3 separate regions of the Mus musculus genome follow, and regions 1 and 2 are each linked to region 3. A link is a contact called in ENCODE Hi-C or POLR2A ChIA-PET data. All regions are on one chromosome and are shown on one strand. The core of a region is the stretch at or near the end of the contact, and the rest is flanking DNA. Distances in the headings are between cores, read along the strand shown.

What was found. A loop is a pair of places that touch in the nucleus more often than their neighbours do. ChIA-PET counts read pairs that join two places held with the same protein, here RNA polymerase II (POLR2A).
Region 1: a loop to region 3 is called in a map of left cerebral cortex, with 9 times the contacts of the local background. The contact joins the promoter of Ccdc89 here to the promoter of Tmem126b in region 3. A Hi-C loop is called at or near these places in 2 of 37 maps with a recorded cell type or tissue (T-helper 2 cell and left cerebral cortex). POLR2A ChIA-PET finds 5 or more read pairs at or near these places in 2 of 5 experiments (both embryonic stem cell).
Region 2: a map of heart shows a loop between it and region 3 (7-fold over the local background). The contact joins the promoter of Crebzf here to the promoter of Tmem126b in region 3. A Hi-C loop is called at or near these places in 10 of 37 maps with a recorded cell type or tissue (T-helper 2 cell, gastrocnemius, heart and 2 more). POLR2A ChIA-PET finds 5 or more read pairs at or near these places in 3 of 5 experiments (Patski and embryonic stem cell).

The regions. Positions count from the first base shown.
Region 1 is chr7:90,423,636-90,427,656 of GRCm38, forward strand. Ccdc89 (coiled-coil domain containing 89) reads left to right here and starts at 2,677. Exons shown (of 1, transcript NM_027298.1): 1 at 2,677-4,021. The coding sequence starts at 2,949.
Region 2 is chr7:90,440,516-90,444,459 of GRCm38, forward strand. It overlaps Crebzf (CREB/ATF bZIP transcription factor), which reads left to right and starts at 2,266. Exons shown (of 1, transcript NM_145151.3): 1 at 2,266-3,944. The coding sequence starts at 2,500. The coding sequence ends at 3,576.
Region 3 is chr7:90,473,712-90,477,460 of GRCm38, forward strand. It overlaps Tmem126b (transmembrane protein 126B), which reads right to left and starts at 2,284. Exons shown (of 5, transcript NM_026734.2): 1 at 2,184-2,284. The coding sequence starts at 2,264. It also overlaps a transcript of Dlg2 not described here.

The DNA.
Region 1 (4,021 bases), core at 1,427-3,926, 50 kb before region 3:
TCCAGAGAGGGATCCCAGGACAAGCCAAAGTCCGATACCATCAGCAAACCAATGAGTTTTATTGGGATTACTTACCAGAGTATGGGGTGGGGGGGTTTACTTACAGGAGGAGAAGTGACTCAACAAAGATGGATGCATCACCAAAATCCACCCCAGCATGGGTGACAGCTCCCCAAAGGCTGGGAACCTGAAGCACACTGCACAGCCTGTAGCCTGCTCGATAGGTTGGAGAGTGTCCTTTCCATGTGGTCTGAATGTCCTTTCCATGTGGTCTGAACCTCTTCCAGGCAGCTGGACTGCTTTCTGCTTCTTCCAGACAGCTGGTCTGGTCTCAGAGTCTTCTTTGCAGTTTAGCTCAATTACTCTGGGAGTGACTGGCTGGTGAATCTGATGAGGAAAACTGTCACACAACACAGCCACATAGAAATTTTGCCTACCTTGATCCTGTGGAGGTCTCCTGAATACACTTATGACTTCATGAGTTCACACCCAGAAAGCACCCCTTGGTGTCCAGGACACACTGATTTGAAGCCGTCAAACGTCTAACTCTTGTTATCTTTCACCCCCTCTTCTGTGATGACCCGTGAGCTCTAGGGGAGACTGGGGACTGGTAATGCAGGTGCTGCCTTTAGAGCTGAGTGTTCTAGTCCTGTATTCTTCATATCTGCTGCAAGATGGTTGAGAGCTGCACTAATCAATAGGTAGGAAGATAAATGTTTAGAAGGATGTTGTATCTATGTCCACTTAACAACACAATAGTAGTAAATCCTTTCCTTAGGCCTCTAACCTACCATGCCATGGGTTCTTGTCCCAGTTGACTTCCACCTTGAGGAACAGGCCTTAAATGGAATAGCATTCATTTCATCTTTGCACTGAGGAGCACATCTGGCTGAGCTGGTCCTTATTATAGTATGCAGGGTTCACAGCTGGGTGAGAATGTTGATGTCTTTCCCCCCAGCAAGCCTACAGAGCACCTTCCAGCACTATGAAAGCTAGCCAATAAGATCAGTTTCATTTTCCATATTCTGTGACAAAAGCATGTGGTATCTCCAATAACAGGGTCTTATCAAGTCTTGGTGGGCAACTAAGAAGAATGAAGATAGCCTGGGTCGTTTTAGGAGTCTCTGGATTTTTTGATCAATAGCTTTAAGGCAAATGTCTTGTTCCTGATGCTTAGCTCTTTGTTTCATGATCTATGGCTTCTAGGGAGAAATATATATGTGTGTTTGTGTGTGTGTGTGTGTGTGTGTGTGTGTGTATTCTAATATTTATATTTTAAAAGATTATAAAATAGGTTTACTCAAACTTTTTCAAACATCCTATGTGTTAGTATTCCTCCTCCTGCACCCTCAATAAATCTTTTGAAGTTCTTTGCTTTAATTTAGAAAAAAAATCTATCGATTTTGATGTTACAGAAGTTAATTTGTACTTAACAAAATACATTTTTAAATGTGGAAAAACTATTCAATAAAGATCTCTGAATATCTGTTATGTGTGTGGGCCTTAGGTAGGTAGGGAGGGAGGGAGACAGTTATTCCAACCCGGAGAAACAACTGATGTTAATATTTTGAGAGTTTTTCCTGTTCTTAGAAAATATATTTTATAATTTCAGTTTGTTATATCACATAACCATATAAGGTAATCAACAAATACAATGTTCACTATATGTAAAACAAGAAGAGACACATTCAAATTTTCTGGTCATTTGCTCTTTATATTCTGGATGAAAGTCAGTTAAGAGTGTCTATGCTAACTAAAAGTGCTTTAACTGTATTGAGAGCCAGTAACTGTCCTTGTGGGGAGCTGTTTGTTTGAAATAATCTGAAGAAGAAGGAGGAGGAAGAGGAGGAGGGGGAGGAGGAGGAGGAGGAGGAGGAGGAGGAGGAGGAGGAGGAGGAGGAAGAAGAACCTTGTGCAAAGCTTCTGCCATCTACCTCATAATAATTAAGAAGCTTGGAATCTAAATATCCAAAAGAAACAGCTAATTGAGCATTATCATGTTTAAAGGGAAATCATAATTAATGAGAATTATATCCATTTATTTTTACTGACTTTGGTGGATGAAATACCATCTAATTTTTGCTTGCATTTGTTGGATCATTCTTGAGATTCATTGCTCAGCTGTTTCTGTCTCGTTTTTAAAATGTATTTATTTATTTCTCTTTCAACATGGTGCTCTATTAATGCTTCTAAGGTTTTTATTAATATGTCAATCTTATCTGACACTTTTATACACACTCGACTATCACTCTTGGCGTCTTGTCAAACAGACTTGTATCTCCATGTTTCCAGTGTGCAAGGCACAAGTGTAATCAACCATCATGGGGTGTGTTGTTGTTTTGGTTTGGTTTTTGGTTTTTGTTTCTGATTTGATTGCATCTGTATTGTTCATTGCGTTTCTGTCTGTCCATTTATTTTCCCAATAGATAAACAGGAGGATTGAGTGTCTAACTAAAGGTGTCCACTCCCAAAGATAAGGTTAGAGTTAAGGGAAACAAAAGAAATTTCATTTATAGCAGCTGAGCTAAGACTTGGGTCCAGACTCTCCTTTGTGTGCACCCATGGCGAATTGTTTCTATAGACAGCAGTTTCTTTTCAGAATAAAGAGCAGAGTAAGTCACTGTAAGCTTACTTTGTTTACTCTTATGAGAAATCAGGATTTGTAGAGAATAGGAAGCTGACTTTGTGGAAGGCTTATGTCTTTGCGGCACAGGCGGGACAGTGGCAGTGAACTAAGAACTGTGATTGGTTTAAACGACATGCGTAGCCTGACCAGATTGGCCCTGAACTCCCCCTATTACCTCACTGCGTTCTGCAGGCCTGTCCACCAATTATAGGACTCCTTACTGGAAAAACCAACCGCTGGAGAGTGCCAAGCGTCCATAGCAACGCCCCTTTGAAATCAGAAGGGGGAAAGACTGAAGTCAGTTCTCCCGCAGAGCGCGTCTATGCCGCAGGAGGAGAAGACTCTTAGGATGGATACCCCACCCCCCGACGAGATCTTAGGAAAACAAAACGAAAACCTGCAAAACCAGGATGAGGAATTGGGGTTTAAGGAAATGGACGGTCTGAGAGAAGCTTTGGCCAACCTTAGGGGACTGTCTGAGGAGGAGAAGGGCGAGAAGGCAATGCTTCGCTCCCGCATCCAAGAGCAATCCCAGCTCATCTGCATCCTGAAACGCAGATCCGACGAGGCCCTGGAACGCTGCCAGATCTTAGAACTGCTCAACTCGGAGCTGGAGGAGAAGAGGCTGCAGGAGATGGAGAAGTTGAAGGCCCAGAGTGAGCACATCCAAAAGCTGGAGAATCACTTCATGATCCTGGCATCCAACCACGAGCAGATGATTCGCTTCAAGGATGCGCACAAGAGTGAAAACGTCAAGCTGAAAGAGGAGAATGCGAGGCTGAGGCAGGAAAACAACAGCCTCTTCAGCCAGGCTCTGAAAGACCAGGAGGCTAAGGTACTGGAGCTCACTACACTCAACAAGGCCCTGGTGGAGGAACTGGAGGTCTTGAAACAGAGATGCGCTCACGAAGCTAGCCAGGCTCAGGCCCGAGAGGAGGAGCTGCTGGGCCTGCAGAACCAGCAAGCCTGTGACCATGCCAAGGAGACCGAGGAGCTGCGCAGCCAGCTGCAGAGCATCAAACAGCAACACCAGCAGGCCACGGAACAGATGGGAAAGGAGCAAGAGGCTAATCTCAACCTGAACCAGGAGCTGCAGGCCAGGCTGCAGACTGTCCTGCGAGAGAAAGAGGAGCTGCTGCAGCTGTCCATGGAGAGAGGCAAGGTGCTTCAGAACAAACAGGCTGAGATCCGCCAGCTTGAGGAGAAGTTGGAGACAGCAGCCATGGCTAAGAAGCATGCGCTGGAACGCTTTGAGCAAGAGGCAGTGGCCGTTGATAGCAACCTGAGAGTTCGCGAGCTTCAGCGCAGGGTAGATGGGATCCAGAAAGCTTATGATGAGCTGCGTCTGCAATCAGAAGCCTTCAAAAAGCACAGCCTGGATCTCTTAAGCAAAGA
Region 2 (3,944 bases), core at 1,016-3,515, 33 kb before region 3:
TGGTAGAGTAGGGGTAGCCTTGTTGGAAGAGGCCTGTTGAAAGAAAATGAGATTTTGTATCTTGTGATTCATGTAAAAGAGTTGTCTATGAGCCCACTGCCTGGGGCCAAGAACAAAGCAGAACAGACAGGGCTGTTGTTAAGACATTCCTAAGAACAGCTTGATTGTACAAGCAGGGCTATCTTGTCTGGGCCAACACCACCTGGCCGGAACCTCCCCTCTGTCTACTGCCCCTTGATGCCTGGTAAAGTCATACATCAACTGACTGCTATGTGAACAAAGATAAGCCCCCAGCCCACAGGAACAAGGTCCTGATGCCCTTTTGCTGACATGTAATCTTTCTGTTAATGTTTGAATAAGCCAATAGTGTGTCACTATGCTGAATTCCACACCCCTAAGCCCCTTACCCCATAAAAACCCCTAGCTTTCAAGCCTCGTGGCCGACATCTGTTATCTCCTGTGTGAGATACATGTCGGTCCAGAGCTCCGTAATTAAACGTCCTCATGTATTTACATCAAGATGATGGTCCTTCGTGATTTTTTGGGTGCACACCGAATCGGGAATTGGGTGGGGGTTTCCCCACTAGGTCTAACACTGTCAGTGTCAGAGTGGGCTTTGAGACACTCCAGCCTGCCTGGGGAACTCGGAGTTCCTTCCATAGAGGAAATGGACCCTGCCTGGATTCTGCTCTGCTTCTGTGATGATAATGGACTGAACCTCTGAAAGTGTAAGCCAGCCCCAGTTAAATGTTGTCCTTATAAGAGTTGCCTTGGAGCTGGGCGGTGGTGGTGCATGCCTTTAATCCCAGCACTCAGGAGGCAGAGACAGGCCAGCCTGGTCTACAAAGTGAGTTTCAGGACAGCCAGGGCTATACAGAGAAACCTTGTCTTGAAAAACAAAACAAAACAAAACAAAACAAAACAAAACAAAACAAAACAAAACAAGAGTTGCCTTGGTCATGCTGTCCCTTCACAGCAATGGAAACCCTAATTAAGACATTTGTCTTTATGGAAGATGTCATGCATACTTTTACACAGAGTTTCATGGTGGTCAGGTCATATTGCTGCATACTCTCGATTATCAGCAGGAAACTCTTCCACCAAACTGTGCTTTGCTTAAAAATGCCTAAAATTGGGCTGGTGAGATGGCTCAGTGGGTAAGAGCACCCAACTGCTCTTCCGAAGGTCAGGAGTTCAAATCCCAGCAACCACATGGTGGCTCACAACCATCCGTAATGAGATCTGACTCCCTCTTCTGGAGTGTCTGAGGACAGCTACAGTGTACTTACATATAATAAATAATAAATAAATCTAAAAAAATAAAATAAAATAAAATGATTTAAAAAAAATGCCTAAAATTAAGAACTCTGGGATCATACTCTTGAAGTTTGAATCAACACTGGCTACTCAGTGTGTTAAACTGAATTACATTACTTTGTTTGTCCTGGTGGTTGCAGAAGCCCCCCCCCCCCCCCCCCCCCCCCCCCCCCCCCCCCCCCCCCCCCGCACTATTGGCCCAATGTGTAGTGAGGCTTAAAAGAATTCGTTACATCAGTGCTATGTGCATGAACTCATTGAATAAAAAGTGAAGTGTTTTGTTCAAGACTTGGTCTTTTCAAAAAGCTGGTATTTTAAAAACGGAAAAAGCCTAAGTAACTACCATGACTTGACAAAAGAAAAAAAAAGCAGAAAACAAACAGCAAAACAAGAGACCAGTAAACAAACCAACCACCCACTCTTGGCAAAGGAGCTAATTCTGCAAGTGACCCTTATTGCAAAAACAAATGATAAATAAAAATGATGTAATAATGACAATAATAGCAGTAATAGTATTATGAAAGATCATTTTCTGAGACTAAGGACCTCTGAATGTCGCCTGGGGAGTTAGTGTCAGTACGTGACTGCGTTCCCCAGAATTTGGTAACACTTCTGATTTAAAGTCTTTTGTTTTAACGGGGACTATTTCCTTATGCGTGCTGTTTTTTGCTTGCAGTTTAGAGAGAAACAGCAAAAATAAAAGCGTTCACAAAAACAGTTTTTTTTTAATATAGCTACGTCAAATATGTCTAGATGTCATATTGGATCGAGGAGAGTGGTACCGGGTAGTACCGATGAGTGGGGGGGGGGTGGAAACTAGGTTTTATTGTGTTTTGCCTGCTGCTCCTATGACATCACCGCAAAGCCGAAGTTACTGCACCTCGAAAGCACTCGGAATCTCGCGATACTCTGGCTGGAGCGAAGCGCGTTTTTGTGGGCGGGGTGGGCAGAGAGTAACTTCCGGCCAGGCCGCTGTCTGGGTGGCGCGGCCGAGTCCTCCCCCGGGCCTCGCCGCTTCGCGCTTCCACTGCCTTCCCCCCGCCTCGTGCGGGGGGTTGGGCGGCCGCCGGAGGCCACTCGGACCTTGCCCCGCGCCTGCGGTCGGCCCGGCGCCGTGGCTCTGCGCGCTGGGGGCCCGGGGTCGGAGTGGCTGCGGCCTACCCGGGCCCGCCGCTCAGCCCCATGAGGCACAGCCTGACCAAGCTGCTGGCAGCCTCGGGCCGCGACTTCCCGAGCCGCCGCGACAGCCGGGAGCCGCCCGCCACGCGCGCGCCGCCCCGGGAGCCGAGCGGGGCAGCCGCGGGGGCGGAGACCCCGAGGCCCGGATCGCCTGACCGCGAGCAACCTCACGGGGACGGGGACGGGGGCGAGCCGGAGGCCCGGAGCGGGAGCCGCGGCAGCGTGGCCGTGCGCGCGCCCGCGCCCTCGCCCCTGAAGATGGAGGAGGAGGAGGAGGACGCGATCGCCATGGTCCCCAAGGAAGAGCCGGAGGACATGGACTTTCTCTCCGGGCTGGAGCTGGCCGATCTGCTGGACCCTCGGCAACCGGACTGGCACCTGGAGCCCGGGCTCAGCTCGCCCGGGCCCCTGTCCTCGTCCGGCGGAGGCTCGGAGAGCGGCGGCCTGTTGAGGGGGGACGACGACGACGACACCGCGGCCGCCGAGATGCAGCGCTTCTCCGACTTGCTGCAGAGGCTGTTGAACGGCATCGGAGGCTGCAGCAGCGGCGGTGACCGCGGCGGCGGGGAGAAGAGGCGGAGAAAGTCCCCGGGAGCAGGAGGCGGTGGCGCCAACGACGGCAACCAGGCGGCGACCAAGAGTCCCCGGAAGGCGGCGGCGGCCGCTGCCCGTCTTAATCGGCTCAAGAAGAAGGAGTACGTGATGGGGCTGGAGAGTCGGGTCCGGGGACTGGCAGCCGAGAACCAGGAGCTGCGGGCCGAGAATCGGGAGCTGGGCAAGCGCGTGCAAGCACTGCAGGAGGAGAGTCGCTACCTACGGGCCGTCCTGGCCAACGAGACCGGACTAGCTCGCCTGCTGAGCCGACTGAGCGGCGTGGGACTGCGGCTGACCACCTCCCTCTTCAGAGACTCGCCCGCCGGCGACCACGACTACGCCCTGCCGGTGGGGAAGCAGCCGCCGGAGCCGCGGGAAGAGGACGACGCGGCGGGAGGAGTGTGTCTCCATGTGGACAAGGATAAGGTGTCGGTGGAGTTCTGCTCGGCGTGCGCTCGGAAGGCGTCGTCGTCTCTTAAAATGTAGGGTCAAGTAATCTGCTCTTTATCCGCGTTTACCCCTTTCTCCTCCCTTACACCATGTCAAACACCTTAGTGGGACATCGTCACCGGACGCATTTCAGAGGCGGAAAAAAAAGTAATATTAAATCTTTTAAGTGTTTAGCTAAAAGCATGAATGTGACACTGTAACCAACTCCTAATGATAACCTGTGACTATTAAATCTCTCTGACAGTTTCTTTTTTAGGTGATTTCCTTCCTGCCAGGCTCCGTTGTAGGGGTTACAGAGCAGTCGTTCCCGCCTCACAACCTGGTAAGGATCCATCTCTTCCCGTAACGCTCATGCTCGGCTGCTTAGGCTACTTTAATGGGCAGACATCTCAATGTGTGTGTGT
Region 3 (3,749 bases), core at 1,034-3,533:
AGGCTTGATCTGAAGACAGCAGGAGACTGTGTGTTTAGCTTGAGCACAGGAAGCCTCAAAGCCCCCCCCCCCCCCCACAAGTGACAAACTTCCTCCAACAACACCACACCTTCTAATATTGCTACTCCCTATGAGCAAAGCATTCAAACATGCAAGTCTATGGGTTCCATTCCTATTCAAACCACCACACTTGTCTTCTCTCATGAAAGCCTAAGCCAGTTTGGGAGATTATTTTGGGGCTAAGGGAAGGTAGGAGAGAACAGAAAGTGCTTTAGAAAGTGGAGAAACAACAACAACAACAACAACAACAACAAGTCAGAGTTGGGTACTGTTCCAGCCTGGGAAGAGGGAGTGCACCATAGTTATCTTGGACTTTATGTTGCAATTCAGTTTTCTAGTAGGGCCTAGGGTAGAAAGCAGGCAGGGTCTTTGTCAGAAATAGCTATGGGTTATACTGTGAAGCCTGGACAAAGGGAATGAACTCAGGGTTTGTAAGGTCTCTGTGTCCCATGTGATAAGCCAATAGTTGCCCACATTAAGAACCATAAGAGTTTCACCAAGAGATTAGAAAATCCATTCCAGATTCCTTTTTGAGTTTCTGGCTATACATAAGACTTTTGGGTCTCTGGAAACACTTGTTAAATCCTTTGGTACTATGACATTTTATGTATCTTACGAGTATTCCATTTCATTCAAACAAAGATATATGGACACTTCCTACAAATCCAAAATTCTGGTTTTAAATATTTACTTATTTCATCAGTGAGATGTCTACTGATTCAAAGTTCAGTGCTTTTTATTTTTTGCTCTACATTTTCTAGATTAATCCATGAGAAGTTATAAAGTCAAAGGTTCATTACAGATGACATGCTAACATTTATAAGTGATGAGCATATAATAAGCCTAAAATTAATGAAAAAAAAAATGGAGCCTGACTCCAGGAAATCAACACACACAAAGAATGGGTTCCTTGATCTTCTTAAGGTGGTATACAATTGATCAAAAGACCAGTATTTCTGCCTTAATACAACACAGCATTTAAGTCAGTTCTTTAAGATAGCTGAGAAGGGGGGTGGGCAGAGCAGGCATAAAATACTTTACAAATTATATTTTTTTGGGGGGGACTAGACTTACATCTTTTGCTCCCCCCTCCTTCTGCTATCCAAATGGAAAAATGGAAGAAGAAATAGTATTTTCTAAGGAGGATTCTCTAACCAATCCATCTAGTGTACGATGAAGGCAGATATTAATAGCATCATGGCTAATCAAAAAAACGTAGAGAAATTTTTGTTCTGTTCTCATCCAATTCCCTGAACAGCCCTCTTCACCACCCACAGAAAATTTCCAGGCCTTTAAGACAGCTTTGGGGAAAAGGGTACCCACAATTATGGCTGCAGGACAGTCAATATTGAAATAATCAAAAGCAACAGCAAATATTTTTGGCATCTGGCATTTGCAAGGGTTTCACTACACTCTCCTTAATTAAGGAGATATAGATTATTAACTTGCCCAGAGTTTTTTGTTTTGTTTTGTTTTAACTTATTTTTGTGCTGTTGGTATAGACGCCTGGGCTTCAGGCCTGACAAGTGCTCCATCATCAGATTCCAAGGAAGTCTTTCAGCAAGAACTGAAAATGAAGATTTTTGCCACAACCAACGTTTAATCTGAGAGTTAAGGAAGTTCAAAGTCACTCAACTGATTAGATCACCATCCTTATACACGTTAAGTGCATTTGTGTGGGCGTATGGCCTGCAAAGTGTGTGTGTGTTGTATCTTTAAGTGTATTATTTGACCTTCAGAATTTTATTCAACATGATTTGTCCAGCCGTGGTGGATATTAGGTTCTCGGGTAATCAAAAAAGTGAATGCATTCAAGAAGCCATCATAACCTTGCGTTAAGTCAGAACACATCAAATCAATAAAATGCAGGAGACTTAAACAGAATGAGAGAACTGGAGGTCGGGCCGGGTGGGGTAAGGCGATAAAGTATTTGTAATTGAAGAAAGGTCCTCGAGAAAGAGAAACAAGCTGCATTTAATCGGCGTAGACTTCAGGTCTACGCTGTTCGGAACTAGAGATTTGATTACACTCTACATAAAGTCGGGTTCGGTTCTATTTGCTCAAATCCTTCACGTGCATCATCTCCGAGGAGGCGACCCACACCACCCTAGATTTCCGCCTACCTGGGGTGCTTCCCTATTTCCCTCCTGCACAACACCAGCAACCTTCGACTCGGACCAACTTGGTCGCTGGGACGCCGCCATCTTAGCGCCTCACGTGACTGACAGGAGGGCGTGGCCGGAGCGCCTGGGGCGGGACTTGCAGCTGTCTGACAGCTCGTACCTTTAGTCCGGTACTCCCCCACCCAGTCAAAAGCCGCGCCCTCCAGCCGGGCGGAGGTTGGGCGTGGCGTCGCAGAAGTGCGATCTCTCATTGGCTCCGAGGAAGGCTCAGGGTCAGGGGCCCGCCCCTAGCCAGCCTTGCCTTGTCCTCTGCCAAATTGTCAGCCTGGCCAACCTGAAGGGAACCAGGGGCGGTTCGGGCGCAGGCCTGTTGCTGCGCGCCTTCTTCTCAGGGCGGCTGGGGTAACCGAGCCCTGGTAGTTCCTTCGGCCCGGTCGGTGTGTTAAGGCTGTGGTTTCTAAGGTTCCTCCTCAGAGCCTCCAGCCCGTCTCCCCGGCGCGGCCACAGCAGCACGGGCTAGCCTGCTCTCTACAGTCTTCAGTCCCCATAGTCCACCCTCAAGCCCCGCTTGGAAAGGGTTCAGTTAGAAATATCCCTTTTCCCTGCTCCCCCGAAGAGCCCTGGTCGGCCAGTGTTTTAGGGGTGGATGGTGCTGCGAGGAGGCCAGGCGCGCTTCCGTGCACGTGAAATGCCCAGCAGCGTCTGCCAGACCCGCAACCCCCGACCCTCCAGTCTCCATGTCTTAGGCAAGCCAAATTCGAGAGTTATATAATTTCTAGTGCTGCTGTTTCTCTTGCCCGAGGAAACACTTCATCGCTTGGAGGGTGCAGGACATTTCGGTGCTCTTCTGTATAAGATCGGGGTGTGGGCAGGGGTGGCCAGCGGTGGCAGAGAAATGTCTTTTCTGCAAAAGGAAGGTGGGTAGATTGGAGAGAGACTGAGAAAGGGTGGATGTGGAAGCCAAACAGCTGCACTCTCATTTAGGAAATCGCGGACTATTTGCATAGTGTGTGATTGCATGCCTAATACTACTACAGCGTCTCTGAAAACACCTTTTGGGGAAGGTTTGGTTTCTCCTTTCCAGCAGCCTCAGTGTTTTTCTTCGCCGGATAGGAAGCTGCTTGTTTGCGAAGAGATGGCATGATGTGAATGACTCCAGTGTGAAGAAGTCTGCTTCGCCAAATCATCCTGCATCAAGTGCCCATTGAATAGCACTGTCACTTTAATGTCTCCATGCCAAGGGATTGCCTTCCTTCTTTTCAATCCTCTCAGTTAATACACAGGAGGATCAGGATCTGAGGGGCATTAAGGATCAAGCCTTGGGGGCTTGGAGACCACAGAAGAAAAATAGGAAAGTGACAAGCTGGATAGTGTTTTACTGAGGGGCGAGAAACAGAACCAGTAAATAGAAGGGGGCCTTTGAATCTCTCTTTTGCCCCCAGAAAACTGTCCAAACTCACACACCCCTGAAAAGACTAGAGTAAGACGTTTTTAAAAGTGTTTTTGAAGGGGAAGTTTAAACTTTTTCCTAAAAATTGATGCTCTTTATTACGAACCATGTCGAAC